Regions from separate parts of the Mus musculus genome. Here region 1 is linked to region 2. The links are chromatin loops, found by intact Hi-C in ENCODE. Cell type or tissue: heart. All regions are shown on one strand. Links, peaks and the distances in the headings refer to the core of each region. The heading gives the core; the rest is flanking DNA.

Region 1 (8,312 bases), core at 1-8,000, 280 kb after region 2:
TGTATTAAAGCACTGCAGCATTAGGAAGGTTGAGGGCCACTGCCTTACATGTCTGTCTTTTACATGGATATTTGGAAAGCTCTGGAAGATTCTGAAAGGCTGGGGTCCTCCATGCGCACTCTCAGGTTCCTTCACTAGGGTCTCTTTGGCAGTTGATTTGATGGATTCTCACTTGGTGTCTTCAAGTCTCCCTGAGTGACAAGAGACAGAAAGTAGAAGCTGAAAGCCACTTATGGATCTATAGCAATCTAGCCTCCATCTTACTTCATTCTATAGGCACAGTCAGTAAAGAATCTAGAGTCGGGAAGAGACAAAGATACCATTTCTCCATGGAAGGAGAGTGTGTGTGGAGTTCTGGGATGGGCCACTGTTGGGCAGGCTCATTCTGTCATCCCAGAAAATCCCAAGGCCTTAAAGTGGAGATGACAAAGGGACATGGGAAAGGAAAGCTAACCCCTGCCCTCAGCTTTCTACTCTGGCCCCTTGGGTACCTGACTGGCCCTGACTCAGAGGCCAGCAGGCAGAAACCCACCAAGGCAATGCCATTTCAGAGTCTTTCAAATAGGTTCCTTGCTCACTGTAGGGGTTCTACACACAACCCCCGACTCACTGGGTTCTGGATGCGTGATAGCTACTTGGGTCAGGGGCTGCTCTGAGCCAATTGCTTCTGCTATTGCTTATTCTGGAGTCATTGGAGGGTCTGAGCCTCATCTCTATGGATGAACCAATGGGAACCAGAGTGAGGGGGAAGCTTTAAAAGGTGTGTGCAGTCATGTCATGGGGGGTGGTGTGGTCCTAGATCCTCGATCACCACGATTGTCCTGGTCACTCATGCCAGGGTTGTGGAGGAGGAGAGGAAAGGGCACAGTGGTGGAACCAGGCCTTCTGCAGCTGCCCAGGACTAGCCTGAAATGCTGGAGAAGTTATTAACCCTCTGGAAGCTCCTTTCTCCCCATCTGTGAAGGGGTGGCTCATCTGTCTTAGACCTATGGCCGTCAGATGCCCCCATTTGATGTAAGTGTCCCCAAATATATGAACCTGAAATCCTAAAGGATATACCAGAGAGGGAATAAGAGCTCGGTATTGGGAACTAAAGGGTAAAGCTCCGTTTCATACAGTGCTTGCCTGGGTTTGACTCCCCAACACCGCAGGCACTGGGCATGGGGCTCATGAACTCCATCCAGAGCCTGGGAAGAGGGGCTGAGAAGAAGCAAATGTTTAAGGTCGTTTTTTACCTTTACAGTAAGTTGGAGGCCAGCTTGTGCATGAAACAAACAAATAAACAATAACAAAATCTGGTTTTAAAATGCACTTGGACCTGCTCTGGTGGAACACAGTTGGGACCTAGAGCATCCTCTTCCTGCTGGGACTCCCTGGATCAGGAGGTCTCCAGAGCATAGTTGGAAGGTCATGGGTAACTCTCCTGGCTGTCTCTGGCAAGCCCTGCCTGGAGAAGGAGTGACTGCATAACAGATTCACTAAGTGGGGAGCATCAGAACAAGGGCCAGAGGCACAGCTAGAGGGCCAAGTGTGCTGGCACTGGCTGCCTGGGATTTTCACTACCAGAGTCGGAACAAAATGGGCTGCTTATCAGAAATGGTTTGCCCTATTCCCATAGCAGCCTTTTCCTCGTGCCATAGACTCTGTGGATTCTGTGGGGGCTAGGAGAGGGACACAGGGGTGCTACAGTCCCACAGCTCCTCAGATCACCTAAAGGTCCCGGTGGGGCAGTGCTCTGATGTGACCACTCCCCTGAGCAGGAATGGAATGACTACAAGCTGCGCTGGGACCCGGCTGAGTTTGGCAACATCACCTCCCTCCGCGTCCCCTCAGAGATGATCTGGATCCCAGACATTGTTCTCTACAACAAGTAAGAAGCCAGTTACTAATTAAAGTGCATCTGGGAGGGGAGAGAACTAGGCGAGCAAGAGCTCTTGCTGGGCTAGCAAGAAAATCTGTTTGAATCCTCAGTGGTCACATAAAAGCTGGGAGTGGTACTCTGGCTCGCTCTGTCTGTCTGTCTGTCTGTCTGTCTGTCTGTCTGTTTCTGTGAGTGTGTGTGTGTATGAGAGAGAGAGAGAGAGAGAGAGAGAGAGAGCACTTTAGCACTGGGGATAGGGGAGACAGGTAGATCCTAGAAGTTCACTGACCAGTCAGTTTAGCCAGACAAGCCTTCGATTCTTGAGGACCTGTCTCAAGAAGTAAAGATGGAGCATGGTCAAGGAAAGATACTTGATGGCAGCCTTAGGCCTATACACACTCAAATATGCACAAGCACTACCCACACATGTGCACACACCACACACATACACACATTTATTCACACATGTGTGCCAGCACACACTCTCTCTCTAATACATACATACATACATACACACATACACAAACATGCATGCATATATATACACAGACACATACTCATGTGCACTGGCATCTCTCTCTCTCTCTCTCTCTCCCTCTCTCACACACACACACACACACACACACACACACACACACACACTTTCTCATAAAAGAAACTAAAACTTATTCTTTCCTTTTTGGCTTGGGTAAGGTTTCACAGAGAAATCCAGACGTTAATACTTAAATGATGGCAGTGTCTCTTGCTAACATTTTCTAAAGCAGGTCTCTGGGGGACACTGCTACCTTCTTGAGATATGAATAGGCATGGAAGGTTCTTGGTGGTGGTGTGTGTGGGGGGGGGGGGGTTGGCATGTGACATAATTTTGGATAGCATAGTCACCCCCTGGTGGTCTAAGCCTTAAACACCTGTTGTTTGCTTCTGCAGGAGTCATATGCCCCGAGTTCCCCAGGCCCCATCTCTGTGCCCTGAGGTGGCACCTAGGATCCTTCCAGTTTCTGGTTCTCTCTGACAGATCAGGAACAAAGTCCCAGCAGCAGATTTATCTGAGTTTTTAAATTGTCAATAAGACAGCTGGTTGCTAATACCTGATTGCATCAAGTTCTTCTGGTAGGACAAAGGCTAGTCAGAACAGCTGCATTTAAGGGGTGTGTGAACGACACCCTCCTGCAGGTTAATAGGCAAAGGGTCAGTGAAGTCACATGGCCTCTTCCCCCGAATGGGGGCCTGCTGCCATCTAGTGGTAGTTATGTGAAATGACCGAAATTATCACTACCGGTTTGGGTTGAATGTAGGAATTGGGGGTGGAGTTTAAAGACTATTTCTACCCAGGGAAACCCAGAGTCCTATGGAGTCCTGCCTGCCGATTTCTTCCTTGTTCTTGTGAGGCTTCCTGTTTTTATGCTCTTGTCTCACCTCCCAGGTCAAGAACTAATTAAGCTTTCACAGTAATCCTGTTGAGCCCAGCCAGAAGTCCCTCCTGATCTCAGAAGCATTCCAAATGCCCAGTTGCATGGTGATGTCATGTGACTATATTTCATTTCCATGTGGTTCCCCAAGGGCAGGAACCACATCTCACATCCCTCAGGTACAGGCCCTGGTAGATGAAACTGGCCCCAAATACTGTGCTAAATGCACAGAGTACAGGGAGTTTCCTCACCAGCCAAAATGTTAGTCTCGTCTGGAAAGGAACGAAAAAGATCTGGGTACAAGATCTAGGATCCTCCTCCTCTGGAACTGAGTTCCCATTTAATCGTGAGGGAGATCAAAACACTCAAAAACCTTTACTCTAGTCAGGTATGGTGGAGAATACCTGTTATTCCAGAACTCAAGATACTGAGGCAGGAGGATCACAAGTTTAAATCCAGCCAGCAAGTTGGGGGCCAGCTGGGGCCACATAGTAAGATCCCTGTCTCATAAAACAACCACAAAAACTTCAACATACTAAATGGATAATAACAGGATCAGACTATAAATGTCCCATGATTTGAAATATGAAAAATTAAGGAATAGTCTTTATGACAGTCAGATATATAATTATGACATCAAAATGGCAATCGTGGTTTTTTTTTTTTTTAGTTTATTTAAATTTTTTACTTCTGCAATTAAAACACTGGTATTTGAAAAGGCAACTCAGATACGTCTGTCTGTAGGAGAGATTTATCTTGCCCTTGCTTGGATGACTCTACTTAGCCAGTCAATAGTGAGTTTGTTTACTCAGTTGCCCTGCTTCACGGAAGAGGCAGATATGCAGGATCCCAGCTTGTCTCCTCTTCCCAGTGCAGACGGGGAGTTTGCGGTGACCCACATGACCAAGGCCCACCTCTTCTTCACGGGCACTGTGCACTGGGTGCCCCCAGCCATCTACAAGAGCTCCTGCAGCATCGACGTGACTTTCTTCCCCTTCGACCAGCAGAACTGCAAGATGAAGTTTGGCTCCTGGACATACGACAAGGCCAAGATCGACCTGGAGCAGATGGAGCGGACGGTGGACCTGAAGGACTACTGGGAGAGCGGCGAGTGGGCCATTATCAACGCCACCGGAACCTATAACAGCAAGAAGTACGACTGCTGCGCGGAGATCTACCCCGACGTCACCTACTACTTCGTTATCCGCCGGCTGCCGCTGTTCTACACCATCAACCTCATTATCCCGTGCCTGCTCATCTCCTGCCTCACCGTGCTCGTGTTCTACTTGCCCTCTGAGTGTGGAGAGAAGATCACGCTGTGCATCTCGGTGCTGCTCTCCCTCACTGTCTTCCTGCTGCTCATCACAGAAATTATCCCATCCACCTCACTGGTCATCCCACTCATCGGCGAGTACCTGCTCTTCACCATGATCTTCGTCACCCTCTCTATTGTGATCACAGTCTTCGTGCTCAATGTCCACCACCGTTCCCCTAGCACGCACAACATGCCCAACTGGGTGAGGGTGGCCCTGCTAGGCCGGGTGCCCCGGTGGCTGATGATGAATCGGCCCCTGCCGCCCATGGAGCTCCATGGCTCTCCAGGTCTGAAGCTCAGCCCCACTTATCATTGGCTGGAGACCAACATGGATGCTGAAGAAAGGGAGGAGACAGAGGAAGAGGAGGAGGAGGAAGAAGATGAAAACATATGTATGTGTGCAGGCCTCCCAGACTCTTCCATGGGTGTCCTCTATGGCCATGGCAGCCTGCATCTGAGGGCCATGGGGCCTGAGGCCAAGACTCCATCCCAGGCTAGTGAGATCCTGCTGTCACCTCAAATACAGAAAGCACTAGAAGGTGTACACTACATTGCTGACCACCTGAGGTCTGAGGATGCTGACTCTTCGGTGAGTTGGGATGAGGAAAGCCCCTCCCCACCCCGTGGGTGACTCTGCCAGCTTAGCAGGGAAAAATCCAAGCCCAGGGCATGCCCTTGGGCAACCCTTTCCCTTCTTCTTGTAAGGACCAGTCACCCTCAGTCATGTCCAAAGAGTCTGGACTTGATCATGAAAGGGAAACACTAGCTAGAAGTCCTCTGGTTACTTCCTGGCCGATGGCAGAATACCACAGGGTCCATCCCCCTCTCTTCAACCTAAGTGGGGGAGAGTGAGGAAATTGGGGAGCTCAGATGCTGGTCTCCATCTGCTTTGTCTTTGTCTGGGCAGTCCCTCTATGAGAGGGGCGGGGTGGGGCGGGGCAGGGCAGGGAGATAGACTGCTCTGAGAAGGTACAGAAACCAAATACAAACGCATCCACTCAGTGCATGGCTGGCCGCTGCACTACCCTGTGGTAGAGGGTCTCCTCCATCTGGGCTCTGGGCAGTCTGTGACGTTCCCTAGTCACTCTCAAACCCTGCAGATTCTCAGCTGAACCAGGGTAGGCTCCCCTCCCCCAGGGCTGCATATAGTAAGTACTTAGTGTTCAGAACCTGGCTGTCCCCTTACCAACCAAAGGAGGAGTGAAAGGTTACTATGGGACAATCTTATTGAGTAGATAAGAACATTGATCATTAATTTGGAAATTTCTAAGAATGTAGATCCTCTGGCTTGGCCTGTGAGCTGAAGAGCTACAAAGCTCCAGCTCTTCCACACTGGCTTGCCCTGGGCTACAACCTGCCTCTTTCTGTCCCCTTCAGGTGTGTGGGGAAGTAGCATGGGACAGCACATTATTGGGGACTACTATGAGCTACATTTAAAATTTCCTGATTTTGATGGCCTGTGCCTAGTGTCTCCTCATGTCCCTCTGGACTCCTGAGCCTAGCAGTATGTGGAAATGGGAAAAGATAAAATGGGATTCCCAGGGATGTATCAGCCCTGAGCTAAGCCTGTTTCTCTCTCCACCCATCTCTATGTGTGGGATAACCTTGGCTTTGCAAGCCTTCGGTGGCCTGGTGACTACTGCCTCCATGAGGCTGGATGTGGGAGGGACATCTTCTCAAAGCCTGGCTCTTGTCACTGTAAGCCCAATTCTAACTCCAGGTGAAGGAAGATTGGAAGTATGTGGCCATGGTGGTAGACCGGATCTTCCTCTGGCTGTTCATTATCGTCTGCTTCCTGGGGACCATCGGGCTCTTCCTCCCTCCGTTCCTGGCTGGAATGATCTGACTTGATGTCCCTCATGTTGGCTCCAAGGTGGCCTGGACAACCATCTTCTGCTCTTCTGTGACTGGAGCCATCTCTAGAATATTCTTTTGACTTAATGCCACCTGCCTGCGATGTTTCTACGAGGCCCCTGATCTAGCCTGGACTTCATATCCTCCTTGTCAACAGTTCATGGTGCCATTGCGGTGACAAGCACTGAGACCACTCAACATGACAACTATTTAGGGATGCTGAGGAACTAGAAGAGGTGAAGGCTGCTCTGTAGGTGATGACAACATGGTGGTGATATGGGGGGAGAGCAAGATAGTTCTGAAAGAGCATATAGGAGTTGTCTATGGCAAAAGGGTCAAACAAAGGGATGGAGGGGTCAGACCAGGACAAAGGGAAATAGAACACTGGCCCAAAGATGGGCACAAGGGGACAATGGGAGTGCCTGGTGTGGAAGAGTTCTGCACAACACTGTGGATTCAGAATGTCAGAGAGGACAGCCAGCTGGGGTGGGGAGGCTGGGAGGCAAGTTGGGATATTTTTGACCCAGGCCCAAGAAGAAGCTCAGAGTCTGCACTGAACCTGTCTCTATGCACTTTGCAGGAAATGTCAGAGGGACAGGGGTACTTCCCAAAGGAGTGGGGCACAAAGAAAGTTCTAGAGCAGTGGCTTTCAACCTGTGTCGTGGGTTGCAACCCTTCAGGGAGTCAAACGACCCTTTCACAGGGGTCACATATCAGATATCCTGCATATCAGATGTTTTACATGACAGTCCATAACAATATCAAAATTACTGTTATGAAGTTGAAATGAAAACAATTTTGTGGTTGGGGTCACAACATGAGGAACTGTAAAGGGTCATAGCATTAGGAAGGTTGAGAACCACTGATCTAGGTGCCCTGGTGGATGCTTGAGGCAGAATAGCAACATTGGGTATAAGTTGCTGGGCCATTATTCAACCAAAAGCACTTTGGAGCCTTCAAGTTCCCCTCAGTGTCATGTCTCACTGTTCTATGCTACAAAAAAAGAGGTATAGCAATTTCTACAAGGGATCAGGGCTACCTTCAAATCAAGAGGACAAAGTAAGAAGGCAGTCTCCAATGTTGGCACCCTTCTTGCTGTCCACAGGGACCTGGTCCTCAATTCCTGGCTCTGTCAGCATGCCTCACATAGGAACTGAGATCTTTGCATCAAGCTCTTTCAATTGTGTGCTCCTTCAGGGCAGAGTCTCTGCTCTTGTTGCTTTCACTCATCCTGAGCTGGGTGAGAGAGCTCAGTAGCTGGACCCTCCATCGTGAGTAGTGGAGAGAAACCAACCTGGTAGCTTTAGGCTCCAGAACTGCTACATAATACCAAAGCTTTGGGGGAGGACTCTTCCCCAGTCTTCCCAGGGCCCCATCAGGTGACTAACCTGCTCTGAACTGTCCTGTGTAGCTTGTTCTTTTACTTGTAATATTCCACGACCCTTCATTGCATAGAAGCCCAGCGGATTGGGCCTTTCAGAACATTCTGCAGTCCCCAAGGAATTAGGTCCCAGACGCTAACAGCAATGAGATTCAGGGTCACTAAGAGATATAGAGACCAAGTTTGTTCTCTGTCTTGGGGTGCTCTCCTTCCGAACCCCACACACAGCACCTCGACAGACCTAGGAGATCTGCTTGTCGGAGGCCTTACCCAGACTTCCTGTTACCAGTTCTAATGATACCCACTCAGTCTCAGGCCTTGGCTCCCCCTTTCTCCACTGAATGCAGCCGGCACCTCTTTTCTCTGTGTCAAACCCCAAGACATGATTTCCTGATGCAGAGATGCTTGTTGGATGATCCCTACCCCCCATCCTCCTTGCATGTGAGTGAAATGTCAAAATAAAGCTAAAATGTCTGCCGTCAAGAGTGTCAT
Region 2 (8,332 bases), core at 180-8,179:
GTGTGTGTGTATGTGTGTGATAGTTAGACTGGAGTTCTGTGATTTAAAAAAAATTATAATAAAGTATCATTTTTGTCAGAAAGGGCATTGATATCTGAATTCTTAGAACTTGTTTTCTATAAAAGAGAGCAGCCCCCACCTCCAAGCTGGTTTAAGGCTAATGGTGCTGTAAAGCTCATTTATCATAGGTTCCTTCTGTGAACTCAAGATCGCATGTATTTGAGGTGAGCATTGGGCCACAGCCCCACCCACCTCAGGTTCTGCTGTGGGGCCTGCAAGAGTGGCTCGTTTTGTCAGATCTGAGCATGGAGAAGTTTGAACTGAAGGCGGGGCTGCCCAGTTCCACAAGCCCCCCTGTCTAATCCCTGTAGACATTCCTTTAAAGCTTTGGCTCCTTTAGCCCTTGGCTATAGACACCTCAGTGGGAGGCTTTGCTGCTAGCATTACCTGTGTCCCCTCGGCCTCTGCATCTACAGACCTTGAACACACATGCGGGAGCTTTTGAAGGCTATCCCTTCAGTGTCAGATGCTCAACTTACATTTGAGGGTAAGTAGTTCAAAACTCAGCTCACAGGTTTAACATTATCCGGGCCTCTTCTGAGTTCTCAGGGTTGCATACCTGGCTCTCCTCCTTCACCATTTTAGCTGTTCCATGCCTAAAGCTATACCCCCGCCTCTCTGCCCCTGTTTTATGTTTTTACAGTTCAGTTGGTCTCGGGGAAAAGCAGAGACCTTTTCTTTTAAGGACATACATAGTTCAGGAATCAGACTGCCATCATCAAAGCCATCTGTTTTTGCTGCTGGCTTGTGTCCTAAGTGTTTGATAAGGAAGTTCCAGATTGTTCTATGCTTATGAGTTACCGCTTTGATCACTTCTGTGTGTATGAGAGTCCCCTGCATCTCTTTCCAGTTTCCTGGCTGTGCTCTCTATGCAGAGGAGGCCCGCCTAATCGCTCAACTCCACAAGCTGCTGTAGGCACTTGTGAGTCATTTTTAGCTCTCTCATTTCTTACCTTTGTTGTGTGGTCAGATGCCTGGGCAAGGCAGGCGCTTGACATGGTGCTTGTGTTTACCAAATTGGCAAGGTTTTGACATCAACAGGCTGGAGTTGATCTTTTTGTGTTTTGCTGTTTAGACTCTCTCTGGAAGTGTAGGTACTAGAGAGCCTTTTAATTGCTGCCTGTTAGTGCTCCTGTCCCTGCCACCACCCCCAGGAAGAGATCCTGTGACCCACACAGCAAGACTCCAGTCTCCAGCTAAACACAAAGTGGAACCACCCTCGTGTGTAAGGGGGATGTTCTTCTTTCTCTGAGTTGGGAAGCTATAAGGGGGGGAAATATTGCAGCCTTCCAGCATGTCCTTGAACATGATACTGAAGTCTGCTTTTTCTTTGAACGCAGAATATGGATAACATCCCAAAATTGAATATGGTCATACTAGAGTAGATAGGTGACCTTTTGGTTTTAAAGTAAAACAAAACAACAAGCTACAACCAGAAGTTATAAAGTTAGAAGCTTAGATTCCAGACCTAACGTCAGTCTCCATCCATCTAGTCCAAGCAAGTTCTCTAAAGCTGTGCTTAGTGAGCGCTCTTTGCCTGGCACCTGGGAGCCCAGCACAGGCAAGACTCAGCATGCATCCTCCTGTCATTTCTGTCGTGACACATTCAGCCTTGGACACAGTGTTCTGGAGGAGTGTTCTGTAAAACACAACAAAACCTTATCATTTGAGTAGAGCTGTGTGTGCTTGCAGGACTTCTCCATGTTTGCCTTCTAGGGCTCAGCCTCTATAGTGACATGTACATAGTGATTTTCAGAGGGTTAGCATGTAACAAGTGGGCCCAGTCACTTCTGGGCCCAAGCAGAGGAAGAGGGACAAATGAAAAGCGATTATCTCCCAAGAGTCCCAGAACCAGAAGCTGAAAGACCATGATAAAAAACACTAACATCTGCAATTTGATTCCGTGTCTATCTCAAATTCTTTTTTTTTTTTCTACCTCAAATTCTTAACTGGGCTGCCTGGACTCAGGGCTGGTAATGATAGTCTGTTCTCTGTTGCTGTAATCTAACTTGAAACTGGATAATTTATATGCAAAAGATTTCCTTGGTTTTGCTTTGTGACTTGGCCAGGTGTCATGGTGCTAGCCTCCCAGCAATGGCCCTCTTAAGTGCATCACAACACAAAGAAGAGGAAAGGGAAATGGCAGCATTGCAGAAGGGACCAGGCACGGGGCAGGGCAGGCTTTCTGACAACCCACTCTTGGGAAAACTCCTGTGAGTCCCATTAGTCCATTCATGATGGTGGAGCCCCTCGTAGAGCTCCAGTAGTATCTCATGGACCAAGCTTTCAGCACAGGAACTTGTAGGGGCAACCCAGTAGCTGGAATGAAGCTTCAAATGTGAAGACTTCCCTGGTGACCAGAGGGCTCCAGGTTGGCGTTGGTTGGTTCCAAGTTTCACCCGCTTCACCACAGCACACACTTTAGTGTTACTAAGTGTTTATAGAGAGGCAGGGTTTTCTTCTCTAGGCCATGAAATTATTTGAATTCTTTCTTAAAACTATACTTCAGTTTATTCTTTGAGAATTTTCATACATGCATACAATTTATTTCTGTCACACCTGCCCTCCACTTCTCCAGTTCCTCCCAGATCCCTTCCCATGTCCACTTTGCAACTTCATGTCCTTTAAAAAAATTCACTAGTGTTGCTCATATATGCATGGGTGTGGGTGGGCTTATCTGTGGGAACATGGTCTTTAGGACCACACTCCTAAAGAAAAGTGACTTGTCCTCTCCTAGCAACCACCAGCTGTCAGTAACTCTTCAGCTAGGGGTGGAGGCTCTCTAGCCTACAGCTTGATGCTGAAATATAGGTACATTGAATTGCAGGTACCTCCATCTTACACAGGTTACTTTTTCCTTTCTGATTTCACAGCTGTATGAACTGTTAGAACTGTGGTTCCCCTTCTCCCCCCACCACACACACAAAAGTTATGGCTGCATTGCACCTAGACCACACAACACAAGACCTATCTTTGTCTTACCATTGGCATGCTCTGACTGGTCCTGACTCAGAGTTTTCTACATTTGTGACCAGTCATGGAATGGCAGCCCTGGGAAATAGTTGTTCATTCTGGAAAGCCATGTAGCTTTCTCTGGTTCTTAGACCTGGTGAGCAGGTGTTAATATTTAAGGCTGGAAAAGAATTCTCCGAAGCCATTACTATGTTTCTTCTTACATCTGCCCTATTCTACTGCCCCTGGAGTTGGGGGCTAGGGGAGTTAAAAGCACTTTGCCACACAAGCCAGATGATGTGAGTTTATATTCAGAGCTCATGTAAAGCAACAGGAACAAAAAGTCAGATACAGTAACAGGCACCTGTAATCCCAGTGCCCCCAAGTAAAATGAGAGAGAGAAGAGGGCCAGCCAGCAGTACCATCCAATAGCAGAAACAGCAAGAGAGATCCTGTCTCGAAGCAAGGTAGAAGACAAGACTCAACTCCCAACAGTTGTCTCCTGACCTCCACATGCAATGAACCCTCGCTTGCAAGCATGCGCACACCCACACATGGTGCAGTGCTCCGTGGGCAATGACCCATAGAGAAAGTCATTTGCCTCTCTGCTGGAGGGCAGAGGGAGCATGCGTAGGTAGGAACAGGACTCGCTCTGGGCAATTCCAGACAGTGTCCTCTTCTTGCCTTTGATTCTTTCCCTAAGCTTAGCTCACTCCCTTAACCAGATGGGGCCCTGTCATCTCACCCCATCAGAGGAAACCAGTCATGTGGGAGAGGAGACAGGGAAAAGAGGCAAGTAGTATTTGCACACTTGCCCTTTAGGATATAGCCCTTTTATTCTGCGTGACATGTCTCTCCTCTGGGTCACCATCTGTCCACTGGAAAGTGAGAAATAAGACCAAAGCAGAGGCTATAAATTCCAGTGCCAGCCTAAATAGGGCAGGTGACATATCTAAGGATGTCAGGCAAGATGACTCCATATCGTGGCCATCCTGAAGATGCGGCATGTCCGCTCCGGCAATGAGGCAATGTGCTGCCACAGGGAAGCCAAGCTTACAGAGTAAGCCAGTGAGCTGCACTGAAGGCGCTAGATGACACGGGACAGGACAAAGGCAGTGGCATTTCCTCCCAATCCTTTTCAACAGGGTTTCTCTACTCCACACTTAAAAAAAAAAAAAAAAAAAAAAGATTGATGCATAAGTACACTGTAGCTGTCTTCAGACACACCAGAAGAGGGCATCAGATCCCATTATGGTTGTGAGCCACCATGCAGTTGCTGGGAATTGAACTCAGGACCTTTGGAAGAGCAGTCAGTGCTCTTAACCACTGAGCCACCTTCACCTGGCCACTGTGAACATTTTCAACCTGTGTCCTATCTGTGGAATTCCTCAGGCTGGGTCATTCTTCATGGGAGAGTATACCAAAGATGGTCCTGCAGGCACAGTGAGGCCTCATTAGGAGATGACATGCCTGTCTCTCCCTAGGACTTGGACCTTGCCTCCCTGGGCCAGCCATAGGTCTTGAAGGACTCTGGGTATTGAGGAACTGCAACTATCCCTGGAGGTCTATGGATTTACTTCTGTGTGTCCATTTTGAGTTGTGCCTTAAAAGGCTATGGAGGTGACTGGCTTTGCTGTCACTTGGCAGGACCCACATTGCCATGTCTTGTAACAGGACTACAGTTGTACAAACTACTTCTATATTTTAAGACGTCATGAACATTCACTAATATGGTATTAAAAATCTAGAGTTCTAGATAAAATGTCCACATTTTTATAGGTTGGCTCCAAGCTCTTCCATAGCTCATGAGCTGGGAGCTGTGAATTTCCCACAAAGCCACCACTCACTTTTGAACAGGATCTTGTCAATTTGAATGTTGAGCTTTCTCCAAGCCCTTATCTGAAAGTTTGTCATTGTCTAGAACATTGTAAAGGCCTCAGATGGATGAATCTCTTGGGGACAGACGCTCTTGATTTGCACCATCTGAATCAGGTATCATCAGCGTCCTGCACAAATAAGAGATGGAGGGGATGCCCAGCAGAGGGCAGGAGAGAGCAAGCTGGTCTCAGCTTCTGTTTCTGGTAAGCCTTATGCCTCTGGATCACACTCCTGCAGATAGTCCAGAGATTGAACACAGCATCCTGCAATGATCTGGACAACCTATGCTCTTGGGCAGCAGTGGAGTCTCAGACCATGTTATCATTGGAATAATAGAAATACAACACCACTCACTGATTAAACAAACAAACAAACAAACAAACAAACAAACAATTTTGCTTCCAAGAAGACTTGGTACATTGTATTTAGAAACAAGGCTCTCGTTCTGGAGTCAGCTTCTGTCTTTCTTTGTGCACACAATGTACAAAGATTGCAGTCTCATCTCATGGATGGGAGGTGAAGGGACTTCAGGGATTATTTGAGCTGCCTTACTCTTTTGTGGTACCCTTTGCCTAAAGAGGAAGTCTGAGCCTTGTCTGGGACAGGAGCTCAGGACTTCATACCGGTATTCTCTTATTAGGAAGTTATGTTATTTATCCAGGGCCTGCCGCACAGTGGATTCAGCTAGTGGCCACCCTGGCATCTGGCACTGCAGAGACCAGGCCAGATTCCTCTGCCAAATAACAGCTTGGAGGGTTTGAAAACAGCTGTCAGCTGCCACCTGTGGCTGCTCCTAAACCCTTCATTTGTTATGATCCAATACGAAAGCAGGGGAAAGCAGGCTCCTCACATCATGTGGGGTTGTGGGCCCCCCAACTACTCCTGTTTGCCTGAGTCCTCTGAGAGAACACCCCCTCAAGCTCTGCAGGGTCGCCAGCCAGGACCTGAGATGCATGGAGGGGCATGAGAGCCAAGAGAGGATTGACTCTTGTGGCTCACGTTGTCAATCAAATGCTCTGCCTGACTGGGTTACTCTGGGATTTGAGATTTCCTGCCCTTTAAGGCTTTAAAAGTATCCCTTTTAAAAAAAAATTAGCAACAAATATACAAAAGAGTATGTGAACAAATACAGTCATTTAAAGAGTTACCACAATGATGGACATCTCTGACCAAGATCGGAACAGCACCTCCCTGCTCCTGCCCCTAAGCCTACTTTGGACACTTTCCCTCCATTCCTACAGCTCTTTACTTTTTTTGTAACTTTTCCCTTGCTTTTCTCCATCTTCCACTCCCCCATGGACATTCCTCAAAATGACTCACAGTTAGTTTCTTCTTACTTTGACCTTCAGACAAAACCGATTGTCATTTTTCTCCATAACTTCTCTGAACATTGTTCATCTGTTGGTTGTTTGTGAGAAGGTCTTCTCAGAAGCTCTGGACCCTAGAGTGGTCTTGAACACTCGGTCCTCTTGCATTAACCTCTGCGGTTGCTGACATTATTGGCCTGTGTCAACCACTGCTGGCTCTCAATATTGTCTTTGATGGATTTTCCTTGTTGGAATCCATCAATGAGCTGATTTGAATTCTAATTAGTCATTCTAAGATCACTGTGTGGAGTGTGGGCATACACGTGTGCTATTATGTGTGCAGACCCATGTATGTATGTTCAATGTGTGGAGGACAGAGGTCAACTTTAGGTGTTGCTCCTCAGCTGTCAGCCATCTTGGTTTTTTGTTTTTGGAAGGGGTGGTCACACTGTCTCAATGGCTTGGAGCTTGCCGACTCATGTGGACTGGCATTGAGATTTTAATGTAAGCCACTGTACCTGGGTTCTGCTATTCTGGCACTGGGGTTACAGCATGAACCACTGTACCTGGGTTCTGCTAGCCAGCCCTGGGGTTACAGCATGAAACACTGTACCTGGACTCTGCTAGCCTAGTCTTGGGGTTACAGCATGAACCTCTGTGCCTGGGCTCTGCTACTTTGGCACTGGGGTTACAGCATGAACCACTGTACCTGGGCTTTGCTAACCTGACCCTGGGTTACAGCATGAGCCGCTATACATGGGCTTTGCTAGTCTGACCCTGAGGTTACAGCATGAACCACTGTACCTGGCCTCTGCTAGCCTGACCTTGAGGTTACAGCATGAACTAATGTGCCTGGGCTCTGCTAGTCCAGCCTTAGGGTTACAGCATGAACCTTGGATCCTGGAGATCGCACTCCAGTCATCATGCTTTTACAACAAGCACTTTATCAGCCGACCTACCTCCCCAGCCCCATAATCACACTCATAACCGTCATCTATATGTCTGTAAACTCCCTGTCTATATTGTTTACATTCTGTAAACATTCTGTCTATATTATCTATGTGTCTGTAAATGTTCTGCCTACGTTATTTATGTGTCTGTAAGTGTCCTGTCTATATCATCTACATGTCTGCAAGTGTTCTGCCTGTATTATCTACATGTCTGTAAATGCCTTTTGCATATTACCTATGTGTCTGTAAATGCCCTGACTATACTGTCATTAGGAAACTGGGAAAGCATCAAACGCAGCTGGTCTCGGACCAGCTTTACCGAACATCTCCTCCTACAGAGATCAAGCCAATATTCAGCATTATTTAGCACACGCCACCAGTTACAAATCCTCCTGATTTTGTCTGAATCTAGGCGATAATTTCCTCCTTGCCCACATGGCTATTAAAACACATCTTGTTTCAAGTGAAGGTAAGTACTTTTGGCATCTTCCTGGTATACCAGTCCTGCAGCCTTGAAGGAAAGGAAGCAAGGTTTAGGGACTGTGCACATAAAGTGGGTCCTTGGATTGCATGATTTCACCTGTTACCGATGGCCAACTCACCCTCTCTAGAGTCCTGGGAATTCACCGGTGACCTTTGGAAAATCAGAATCACAAATTCAGATCCTTTGCCTTGCTTTTCATACTTGACAGAGGCACTTGAAAGGTCAGGTTCTCAATACCTAGGTATCCTTCACATGGGCCAGGAAGCTAGAGCCCACCAATGTAGCCTCATGTTAGGGGCCAGTTGTACTGCAGAGAAGGGATGGGGGCAAAGTCCTTAACGGTCAGCTTGGAGAGACTGGCAGATGACATCACATGTGACTTTGAGCAGCAGGAGTGGGGTCGAGGACCTGGGGATGGAATCGAAAGCACACCTGTGGGAGAGATGAATCATGAAGTCGCAGGGAAAGTGACAGCCAGAAGGACTGCAGCTGGTCCACTTTCTCCATCTGGAATAGCATAGCCATACTGCAGATGGAACTGCTGAGTGACCCCTTAGAATGAGCATAAGTTGTTGATGAAGGCCGAGTCAGTGTCTCTGGGCTCAGACCCCTAGCAAGGAAACAGATGTGAAAGGGGTGCCATGGTAAGGTGGGTCAAAGAGCCTGGTATGTGTGTGGGTGTCTGATAAGAGGTGAGGGGT

The links. Peaks named below come from ENCODE experiments on the same cell type or tissue, not always from the same donor. Only the 100,000 strongest peaks of a DNase experiment are listed, where the experiment ranks them.
Region 1: a loop joins it to region 2, with 5 times the contacts of the local background. A loop is called at or near these places in 14 of 42 quality-filtered maps.

Annotation. Positions count from the first base shown.
Region 1 is chr14:66,144,646-66,152,957 of GRCm38, forward strand. It overlaps Chrna2 (cholinergic receptor, nicotinic, alpha polypeptide 2 (neuronal)), which reads left to right. Exons shown (of 7, transcript NM_144803.2): 5 at 1,761-1,870; 6 at 4,142-5,174; 7 at 6,306-8,303. The coding sequence ends at 6,431. Among named protein-coding and RNA genes, the nearest start is that of Chrna2, 7.8 kb to the left of the region's middle. In heart, for the core only: CTCF peaks have their summits at 3,093 (motif pointing left) and 6,225; DNase peaks (open chromatin) are centred at 1,446 and 3,066; H3K27ac peaks cover 250 bases; H3K27me3 peaks cover 840 bases.
Region 2 is chr14:65,866,526-65,874,857 of GRCm38, forward strand. It overlaps Ccdc25 (coiled-coil domain containing 25), which reads left to right. Exons shown (of 9, transcript NM_145944.5): 9 at 1-79. Among named protein-coding and RNA genes, the nearest start is that of Gm41181, 32 kb to the right of the region's middle. In heart, for the core only: a CTCF peak has its summit at 5,045 (motif pointing right); no DNase peak of the experiment used is centred there; H3K27ac peaks cover 544 bases.